Regions from separate parts of the Homo sapiens genome. Here region 2 is linked to region 1. The links are chromatin loops, found by intact Hi-C in ENCODE. Cell type or tissue: heart left ventricle. All regions are shown on one strand. Links, peaks and the distances in the headings refer to the core of each region. The heading gives the core; the rest is flanking DNA. Region 1 has its middle 7.4 kb from the start of RNF111. Region 2 overlaps MYO1E (myosin IE).

Region 1 (5,381 bases), core at 144-5,143:
AACCTCCACATCCCAGGCTCAAATGCTCCTCCCACCTCAGCCTCCCAAGTAGCTGGGACTACAGTTATGCACCACCACACACAGCTAATTTTAAAATTATTTGTAGACACAGGATTTCACCATGTTGCCCAGGCTGATCTTGAACTCCTGGGCTCAAGTGATCCACTTGCCTTGGCCTCCCAAAGTGCTGGGATTACAGGCATGAGCCACTGTGCCCAGCTGGTAAATATTTTAAAGCAATTTATGGATTCTTGATCAAGAGGATATTAAATGTAACAATACTAGATTTTAATAGGTAAGGATGAATGTGGTAATTGCTAAGGCAATCATTAAAAGAATAAAACAGAATATAACTGCAATGAGATGCTACTTCACACCCACTAGGATGTCTATAATTAAACAGACACACAATAATAAGTGTTGACAAGGATAGGAGAAATTGGAATCCTCATATAATGCTGATGAGAATGTAAAATGGTGCAATGCAGCCACTGTGGATCAGTTTGGCAGTTCCTCAAAAAGATAGTCATAGAATTACCATTTGACCCAGCTATTCCACTCATAGGTATATACCCATAAGAAATGAAAACAGGAACTCACACAGATACCTGTACATGAATGCTCATAGCAGCATTATTTATGATCATCAAAATATGGAAGCTTGAGTGTCCATCAATGGGTGAATGAATACATGATTTTAGAATTTTAGAATTCCTTTTCAGTTTTGGGACATTTTTATTTCTTTTTTTTTTTAATTTCTTTTTTCCATTTTCTTTGTTCTCCCTTGGAAGAACTTTTATTAGACTTTTTTTTTTCTTTTAAATGAGATGGGGCTCTCTCTGTGTTGCCCAGGCTGGCATCAAACTCCTGGGCTCAAGGAATCCTCCTTGATTATAGGTGTGTGCCACCGTACCTTGCTTCTATTAGATATTTTACTTCTAGGGTTGGACTTCTATCTCTCTTATCCTTTCCTTCACATTTATTTTTCTTTTTGTCTTATATGCTGGAATATTGTCTTTCTTTTATCTTTTAACCCTTCTACTGAATTTTAATTTCAGGAATCGTATTTTAATCTCTAAAGATTCTTTCTTCCTTTTTAAAAAATAACATCATTTTCCTATTGTAAGAATGCAGTATCATTTTTAATTTCTGAGGATATTAGAGAGTTTAAAATATTTTCCCTCTTATGTTTTTTGAATTATCTCCATTCTCTATTGTCATTTAAAAACCGTTTATCGGCTGGGCACAGTGGCTCATGCCTGTAATCCCAGCACTTTGGGAGGCTAAGGCAGGCGAATCACCTGAAGTCAGGAGTTCAAGACCAGCTTGAAACCTGGACTTGAAACCCTGTCTCTACTAAAAATACAAAAATTAGCCAGGTGTGGTGGTGTGCACCCGTAGTCCTAGCTACTCAGGAGGCTGAGGCAGGAGAATCACTTGAACCTGGGAAGTAGAAGCTGCAATGGGCCAAGATCACGCCACTGCACTCCAGCCTGGCAACAGAGTGAGACTCCATGCCAACAGAGTGAGACTCCATCTCAAAAAACAAAAACAAAAACAAACAATAAAAAAAAGTTTATGAAAACTAAATGTGGCTGGGCGCAGTAGCTTACACCTGTAATCCCAATGCTTTAGGAGGCCAAGGTGGGTGGATCACTTGAGGCCAGGAGTTCAAGACCAGCCTTGGCAACATAGCGAAACCCCATCTCTACTAGAAATACAAAAATTAGCTGGGCATGGTGGTGCACACCTGTAATCCCAACTACCCGGAAGGCTGAGGCAGGAGAGTCGCTTGAACCTGGGAGGTGGAGGTTGCAGTGAGCCGAGATGGCGCCATTGCACTCCAGCCTGGGCGACAGAGCAAGACCTTGTCTCAAAAAAAAACCAAAACCAAAACCAAGAAAACCCTAAGTGTGATGTCTGTGTGGAAGGGTGCTGCCTACCACCAGGCATGTGTGGGCAGGTGGGGCCTATACATCTTAGAATGTGAAGTATTTATCACTGCTTGTCTCACCAGCTGTTCTGGTTCTTCTCAATTACTTCAATGTGTTTCTTTACAGAACTCCCTGCTCCTGTTTTTAGCCTAGGACTTAAAAGCCTAGATGCCACATTTTCTTTATGTGGTGAGAGAGAGGTGAAAAGGTTTCACGGGATTGTGCCCAGAGAGACTTATGATTAATCTCCTCTGGTTTCATTTCTACATTTTACTGTTGGCCTCCCTTGCCTTTGGCCTGAGTCCATAGCCTGTCTTGTATTCTGCAAAGCATAGCAGCTTGCTTGTTGGTGCAGCCTTCTTTGACAGTAGTTAATGGTGTAGCTTTTTTTTTTTTGAGACGGAGTCTCGCTCTTGTTGCCCAGGCTGGAGTGCAATGGCTCCATCTTGGCTCACCGCAACCTCTGCCTCCCGGGTTCAAGCGATTCTTCTGGCTCAGTCCCCTGAGTAGCTGGGACTATAGGTGTGCACCACTACGCCCGGCTAATTTTGTATTTTTAGTAGAGATGGGATTTCACCATGTTGGTCAGGCTGGTCTTGGACTTCCCACCTCAGGTGATCCGCCGGCCTTGGCTTCCCAAAGTGCTGGGATTACAGGCGTGAGCCACCCTGCCCGGTCTGGTGTAGCTTTGATACTTTGCTATAACAATCACTAGTCCTCTGATTTTTATCTTTCAGATATTAGGTGGAATAACTTGCTTGCTAATGACCTTCTCCCATTTTCATTTGTGTTTTGTACGTTTTTAATTCCTTTCTCGTTTGTCAGGGTGATGTTGGGATGATAAACACCTGTGGCCAGTCTAGTCTGTTATCTGCTACTGAAAAAGAAAATTTCATTAAATAAAACAATATTTGCTGTATGAAGATTATCTTAAACGTACATCTTTGAGGAAAAAAATGCTAGAGCTTTACAGGTTTTGCAAAATGAACTTAATGTTGAGATGTTTAAGCAATTTTGATTCAGTAGGTGGCACTCTTTCCTAGTTTAACTCAATTCTAAATTGTGAACGGTTTGAAAATAGATTTTTCTTATCGGTATAATTTAAATAGATTGGGTTTCAGAGTTTCGTGATTGTCAACCTTAATCACTTGATATTTTCAGAATTTAAAAATACTTAAGCAAATTTTAAAATTAAGATATTAAACTAAAATCTCTAATATTTACAAATTTCTGTTGCATAATAGTGATTTATGTTCTGTCAAAAGTCAAAAATAATTACAATCTTATCAGAAGCCCTGACTGCTAAAGGTGTTTGGATTCAAGTTATCGAATAAATTTTTAAAATTCCCTTTTAGCACATGGGCACTTTCATTTTATTCTCTTTCTTCTTCTTCTTCTATATCTTTATCTCTGAACAGTCCCCCAATATATCAGTGTTTTTAATGTACTGTATAATAATTTTTTTCTTTCTTTTTTTTTTTTTGAAACATGGTCTCACTGTGTTGCCCTGGCTGGAGTGTAGTGGCTATTCACAGTCACGTTCATAGCACATTGCAGCCCTGAGTACCTGGGCTCCAGTGATCCTCCTGCCTCAGCCTCCTGAGAACAATGTACTATATAATCTTTCAACTGAGCAAAGCACAGTCTCTGCAATCCTGTAACTTAAAATCATAATCAAGTATTAGTTTGTGCAATTAAAACTAATACTAATGTAGTTTAGAGAAACTTTTAAATGATTTTGGAAAACTTTGCATGATCTGTAAATAATAACAAGCAAATGCATCAAAGTGTCTTTACTTCCTGTTCTGAATTTGCAACTAAGTAGCCAGTATGTAAATCACACTTGAAATTGTAATATAGCGTTCTCATAAATCTAATTAGGTCTGAAGCAAAATATGAAATGTTAGAACTTTAAGGCACTTTGGAGGTTATCCAGTCTAACTTTTCAATGATCAGAAACTTTTGTTTTTTTTGAGATAGGTCCCACTCTGTCACCCAGGCTGGAGTGCAGTGACGTGTTCATAGTTCACTGCAGCCTAAATCTCCCAGGCTCAAGTGATTCTCCTGTCTCAGCCTCCTGAGTAGCTGGGACTACAGGCACATGCCATAATGTCCTGCTAATTTTTTTGGATTTTTAGTAGAGATGGAGCCTCACTATTTTGCCCAGGCCGGTCTTGAACTCCTAGGTTCAAGTGATTGTCCCAACTTAGCCTCCCAAAGCACTTAGATTACAGATGTGAGTCCCTGCACCTGGCCAGAAACTTGTAATTGTAAAAAAGATTGCTAATAGAGGTGAGCGCATTAAAAATTCTGAATTTTAAAAGCGACATTGCAAAAGCATTTCAAGAGTTAACAACAACTTAATGAAAATGCTCACTGGTAAACCTCTGACTAACTTTAACCAAGTGTGTAAAAATATTGGTAATTAAAAGACTAAACTATTTCTGAGAATGGTTATCAGTCAGTTGGAAATCCTTGCTTGTGGTTCTAGGCTTACATTACCAATGGTGAATGGCAGCTTTCACTTTCATTTTTCTACACTTTTATCTTAAAAATATACTTTCACAGAATGAGAGAGCCTCAGACATGCCCAGAATTTGGCCTGATAACCAGAAACATATCATGATATTTGAAGTTTTGCTCATCTGCAAAATTCCAGGCATTCTGTGTCCCCTGGTTAGTCCATAATTTGTTACCTCTGTTTTTTAGAAACAGAGTCACAGAGATAGTATTAGTTATTGAGTCGTCTTCTTCTTCTTCTTCTTCTTCTTCTTCTTCTTCTTCTTCTTCTTCTTCTTCTTCCTCTTCCTCTCCTTCTCCTTCTCCTTCTCCTTCTCCTTCTTCTTCTGACAGAGTCTTGCTCTGTTCGGCATGATCTTGGCTCACTGCAACCTCCGCCTCCTGGGTTCAAGCAATTCTCCTGTTTCAGCCTCCCAAGTAGCTGGGATTACAGGCGTGTGCCCAGCTAATTTCTTTGTGTTTTTAGTAGAGACGGGGTTTCACCATGTTGGCCAGCCAAGTCTCGAACTCCCAGCCTCAGGTGATCCAACCACCTCGGCCTCCCAAAATGCTGGGATTACAGGCATGAGCCACTGCGCCTGGCCTCTTGATATTTCAAATATATCTTGAAAGTTGCCTTCCAAAGAAAATTGTAAATTTATTAGTTGATAAGTACTCATCACAAAGGTATTGTCTTTTGAGGTTATCCTTCTGCTAAATAGCTCCTCAATTTTTCAGAATCTATGATTGCATTGATTGCAAAACAGTTTAGTAGGATAAAGGGCTGTGTCTAATTACTATCTATCTGTTTCTATGTACATATAATAAAGATTATATAGTACTATATGTAGTATATGCTACATATATAATCTTTAAAAATAGTCTCTTTCCAATCACATAGCCTGAAATCATTTTTTATCTAGATACGTATTTTTTGAGGTGAAGTCT
Region 2 (5,381 bases), core at 74-5,073, 240 kb after region 1:
CTTCCATCTCAGCCTTTTCCAATCTCCATGCCTCCATCGCCTCTAGTCAGGGAATTTCATGGGCAGTTGCCAGTGCTCGGCCTTACCCATCTGGCTGAGAAGACTACTAACTCTGGACATCAATGTGCAATAAAACACTTCTTGTTTCAAACATCTAGGGAAGTGTTTGCTGTTTCAGTGTCATGATTTTGTTTTCAAGCATAAAGAGGCAGTAAATTATTTTACTATCCAAGAAGGCAAAAAAAATCCAGTCTACTTCAACAGAAACTACCACCAAACCAACACTGTTACAATTAAAAGGCCAAGTGTTAATGATCCTACTGGAAATATATGTGCATTTGTTAAATGTCAAGGATAATGTACACAAAGTTTAGAAACATAGTTATCCTTATTATGATTATTAGGTCATGTTTTTAGACTTTATGGACACCCTGTATATTTATTGTTTTCTACTCCCTTCCCTGGTAAACATAATTCATCTTTTTCTTTATCAGATAGACATCAGAAGTTAGCAGAACTTCCCTCTTTTATCAGAAAAGAAAACAAAAACATAAAAAAAGAACCTTATTTGGAATGGAAATATCCCCACTGCATTGTCAGCAATGAGTGGGATGCTATTTATTACTAAGCATCTAAATTTATCATCCTTAAAGAATGCTGAGAAAGGAAGAATGTCTTCCTGGGTGGTTAAAGGATGTGTGGGTTCTGAGAGCAGCCTGCAAGCTGTTGATGCCTAAGAGGCTAAAGTCATGTGCCGCTGTATTTATGGTAGATTTTGGGCACATGTAACCAGCAGCACCTCTCTGTAGGAAGAACCCTGATTTTTTTTCTCAAAGAGTAAAAACGACCATTTAGGTGTTGAGGCTCCAGGTATACAGATGTGATCATTAAAAGTGATCATCAGAAATGTCAACACAACAGTCAATGTCCATCTTTTTCTGTGTTCAGAAATCCAATGTAATCCAATCCATGGAACAAACTGTGAAGCTGTGAGCTTCCCATATTTACATATATTATATTGCTTGCTCTTTAAAACCTGTAAGTGAATTTAGATCCTAAAGACCAGTTACTGAAAAGGTTTTGATAAAGACAATAAATCTTTTGCATTAAGCCATTACTCTAATCCCCATTAAAGAGATCACTTTATCTTTAAACCAAGGTGTGAAATCCTCCCAGCTTTCCCCAGGTTAATGATAAATTGAAACGATTCCATTAATAATCGATGGTGTGGGACTTGGAAAGGCTGGGGGTAAGGACAGGGACAGGTGCATAGAAGAGGTCTGGTCTCTCGTGAAGCCATTCTGTTTGCCACAGAGGACATGTAGATTTATCACTTCTTCCCAATATTCCCATTTGAGATCTAAGCAAAGGAAAGTGCTAGGTTACTTCTAATCAGAGCTAGCCACCCCTCATTCAATGGCCACATGCCAGGGCTACGCACACTCTTCACTCTCCACAGCCGCGTAGTTGCCAACTTCTTTGAAGCTGATGTTTCCCAGGTGGAGAATACCCGCCACTATCTGCAACACCAGCGTTTGCTCTTCTGCAAAGATCCCAATCACATTCATGGCGTGCTGGAAGAGAAAAGAGAAACTATCCAGAGAAGCTGGTCACCAGCTTTAAAAGCACCTTAGGAAGAAGCCAAGGCACAGCAGCTGCTCTAAATAAGGATGTGACAAGTACAGACGAGTTACAAAGAAAAAAAAAAAAAAAAGCCAAAACATAAGATTGGGTTGTGCAGTCACATGTGGCTTAGCTTGTGATGACAGCAGGACGTTCTTGTACAACATGGTCACTGCCCAATGCACACATTCTTCTCACGTCTCAAAGTCATGCTGGAAGGGCACTTCTGTCTCTAAGCATAGCATGCCATCCTCCAGGAATAAGAGAATACTCCAGGAGGAAAGAGACTCGGAAGAGTGGTAGTTGTACACAAAGTCTCCAAGTCCTGTCTTCATCCTTTGATGTGTTCTTGTTGCCAGCTTCCCCTCGAAGGTCGCTGCTGACCTTTCCACCTACTCAAAGTGGACTCGAGATCTTTCCCTTCATCAGGAGGGATAAGAATATATTGTACTTGCAAAAGGATCTTAATGAAAAATCTCCAGGAAATCCAATAAAAGCATCATTTAAAAGTCCAGTTTCTGAGGTCCCTTAAATGCAATAAATACCGCTAAAATGTCTAAATCTTAAGAGAAACATCTCCTAAGAAAACTACACTCTAGGACCAGTGTGCAGACTCCTTATTGGCACTTTTCCCCGCAGCTGCTTTGAGGCCATGTGACCTGTTGATACCATTTTGTTTCCTGGCACCCAGGACACAGTCTGTTTGAACTTTCTGTCCCTTTCAACCACAAATGTACTGAACCCACGCTGCTCATTCAGAGTCTACTGCTCAGTTCTGGATCTGGGTTGAGGAATAGTCCCCAGCTTGAAACAGACTCAAAGGGCAGTGGGTGGCAATGAAGGCCTTTGAGGCCAAGTGGGTGTTCAGCCTACCTCCAGAAAGTTCTACATTATTGCCCCCAGGATGGAACCCCTCCATAATCTACCTAGTTTCACAGCTTGGACCATAACATACATGCAATGTGAAGGGCATGGCACAGAAAAAGGGTCCTCTGCCCTAAACAATACAGAGGGGAAGAGAGTCTTCAAAACCAGAAAAGAAATAAGAGAAAAGACTAAAGACGTTCCAAAATGTCTAAACCTATTCAGTCCATAGACGTGCGGTTTGCTTAGCTTTTCTAAGGAAATAGCTCACGAATAGAGTAGGCCATCAGCAAACAGGTATGCTCAACGTATGAATCATTTTTGCCTATTTATCAGAGCTCCTGCAGGGTGATAATGATGAATTCATTTCTTTTTACCCATCTCAAATCATTAAGTGGTCCTCAGGCAACTGGCACATGGCTGTTTAAGGATACTGAAACATGTATGAGCATACAGAGTGCTCACAGAGAAAGAGGCGGACATTTCATGCAGCTCTTTGCTTTATTAACCTTCACTGCCCTTTTGGCCACAGGAAATGGCCAGTTGGGAGAGCAGATCCTGCCTGGCCCTGCGCCAGCACTTACCAGAGTTTCCTGAAACTCCCGCCTGTCGTCAATGTCATCAACCTTGTATGAGCCCGAGAGGCTCAGGTAGTAATAATAGTCCATGCTGGTGATGCCAAGGCTGTGTTTCTGCTCTGCAGAGGCGCCCTCGATGAGCTGGAGCAAGAGAACACAGGTTGAGCCATGATGTGGACCACAAGGCACCCGAAGTCACTCCTGCATCCTGCAGCCACCATCCCTAAGGACTTTCTATCTCTGCTTTCTAAAATTACAGGCAGTCCTGGCCCCCAAATATGTACTTGTAGTAGCCCCAGGTCATCTCTGCAAATTTTGATTCCTAACTCTGGAAAGACCTGCAAGAGCTGAGGATTTTCCATTGTCCACTGAAAGGAACTGGACTGCCACCCTCGGAAGAGTGGAAAGCAAAACAGATTTTAATTACTTAGTTCCTGCCCAACTTGCTATGGCTTTTTAAGCTGGCTTTTCCATGTTTCTCACTGCAGGGTGCATGTTAAAAAACTGCCATGCAGCTTCCTGCTCTCTGGTACTCTTTGCCTTCTTTAGAAGCTTTTCCTTGACTGTGAACTTCTCCAAGCTGCAGGATCTACTTCCTTGCCATGACATAACCACTTGCATTCTAGCTTCTCCCCTCACCACTCTGGCGGAACCCTTGCATGGCTATTTTTCAGTGCCTAAATCCAACAGCCTTTTTTTTGGCCCCCACACCCCAGCTCGTCCCTTTTGCCCAAGAGCTCTGACCATTTGATCCTGTCGATGTCGCCCTGAGGCTTCCCTGGCTTGGTGACACTGCAGGATCCTGGCTTTCCTCCTTATCCTTCAACTACTTCCCTGCTGGCTCTTCAATGCCTCCCGATCCTACATATCTAGAAAGTCCCCTGGTCCTGTGTGGCAGGATTTTCTCCCCACATCCACTCCCAAGTATTTCGTAGCTTCAAGAATTTCTTTTTCTTTCTTTTCTTTTCTTTTTTTTTTTTTTGAGACGGAGTCTCACTCTGTCGCCCAGGCTGGAGTGCACTGGTGCGATCTCCGCTCCCTGCAAGCTCCGCCTCCCAGGTTCACGCCATTCTCCTGCCTCAGCCTCCTGAGTAGCTGGGACTACAGGCGCCCACCACCACGGCCAGCTAATTTTTTGTATTTTTAGTAGAGACAGGGTTTCACTGTGTTAGCCAGGATGGTCTCGATCTCCTGACCTCGTGATTCACCCACCTTGGCATCCCAAAGTGCTGGGATTACAGGCGTGAGCCACCGCACCCAGCCAAGAATTACTTTCATGTCAGAATCTTGAACCCCTGCGCCCATCAGTTCCCAGCCTCTATTCTGGTGGTTTCTGACTTAAGGGCAGAGAACTCCTGGGGGAGGGTTGGGGCTTGCATTTATTTAAAGAAGTCCTGACATCCATTATACACTTCCATCTAGCACTGGGTATTATTTATGTGAAATATATAATTATTTTTCACTTATCTATATATGTTGCTTTAATACAATTTTAAAAATGACTGAATTCACAGAAGTTTTAATCATTTATATACTTTTTCAACCAACAGGTACAAACTAAAAGAATTATTTGGCATTGCCTAAGATGTGTGTGTAATTGAAAAGATTGAATGTGAGCTACTTCCACAGTTTAATGTCCTTCTAATCCAGTGATCCACAAACTAAACACGAAATGAAACAAAACAAAACAAAAAACAGTGACCAGGTCTTTCTTCGAAGAAAGTCTAATGTGGATCTTCAATATAAAATACTAATAAGTAAATAGAACATAAAAAATTTGGTTATTAACATCATTATATTTTTTAAGTACTTAAAAACCTTTTACAAAAGTACCTGAATCAGGGCCAGGTGCAATGGCTCACGCCTGTAATCCTAGCACTTTGGGAGGCTGAGGTGGGTGGGTCACTTGAGTCCGAGAGTTAGAGACCAACCTGGGTAACATGGTGAAACCCCACCTCTACGAAAAATACAAAAATTAGCCAGGTGTGGTGGCATGTGCCTATAGTCCCAGCTACTTGGGAGGGTGAGGCAGGGGGATCATTTGAGCCCAGGATGCAGAGGTTGCAGTGAGCCAAGATTGTGCCACTGCACTCCAGCCTGGGCAAGAGAGCAAGACACTGTCTCAAATAAAAAAATAAATAAAATAAAAGTAGCTGACTCAGATGACTGCTGAAGCCTGTAACATAATCAAAAAGCACCCTGCAAGCTGCTCTGGCCCCAAACTCTCCATGACTTCTGAGGGTCTAGGTGGCAACTTTTCAATTTGGCATTAAAGATCCCAAACCTATCTCAAATCTTTCCTCCGGTAGCTCACGT

The links. Hi-C counts contacts between places; a loop is a spot of excess contacts. Peaks named below come from ENCODE experiments on the same cell type or tissue, not always from the same donor. Only the 100,000 strongest peaks of a DNase experiment are listed, where the experiment ranks them.
Region 2: a loop joins it to region 1, with 2.1 times the contacts of the local background. A loop is called at or near these places in 3 of 110 quality-filtered maps.

The regions. Positions count from the first base shown.
Region 1 is chr15:58,977,580-58,982,960 of GRCh38, forward strand. No RefSeq gene overlaps it. Among named protein-coding and RNA genes, the nearest start is that of RNF111, 7.4 kb to the right of the region's middle. RefSeq lists enhancers at 1,809-1,908, 2,299-2,348. In heart left ventricle, for the core only: a CTCF peak has its summit at 2,964 (motif pointing right); no DNase peak of the experiment used is centred there.
Region 2 is chr15:59,221,618-59,226,998 of GRCh38, forward strand. It overlaps MYO1E (myosin IE), which reads right to left. Exons shown (of 28, transcript NM_004998.4): 8 at 3,072-3,206; 9 at 1,442-1,574. Among named protein-coding and RNA genes, the nearest start is that of LDHAL6B, 17 kb to the left of the region's middle. In heart left ventricle, for the core only: no CTCF peak of the experiment used is centred there; a DNase peak (open chromatin) is centred at 3,084; H3K27ac peaks cover 476 bases.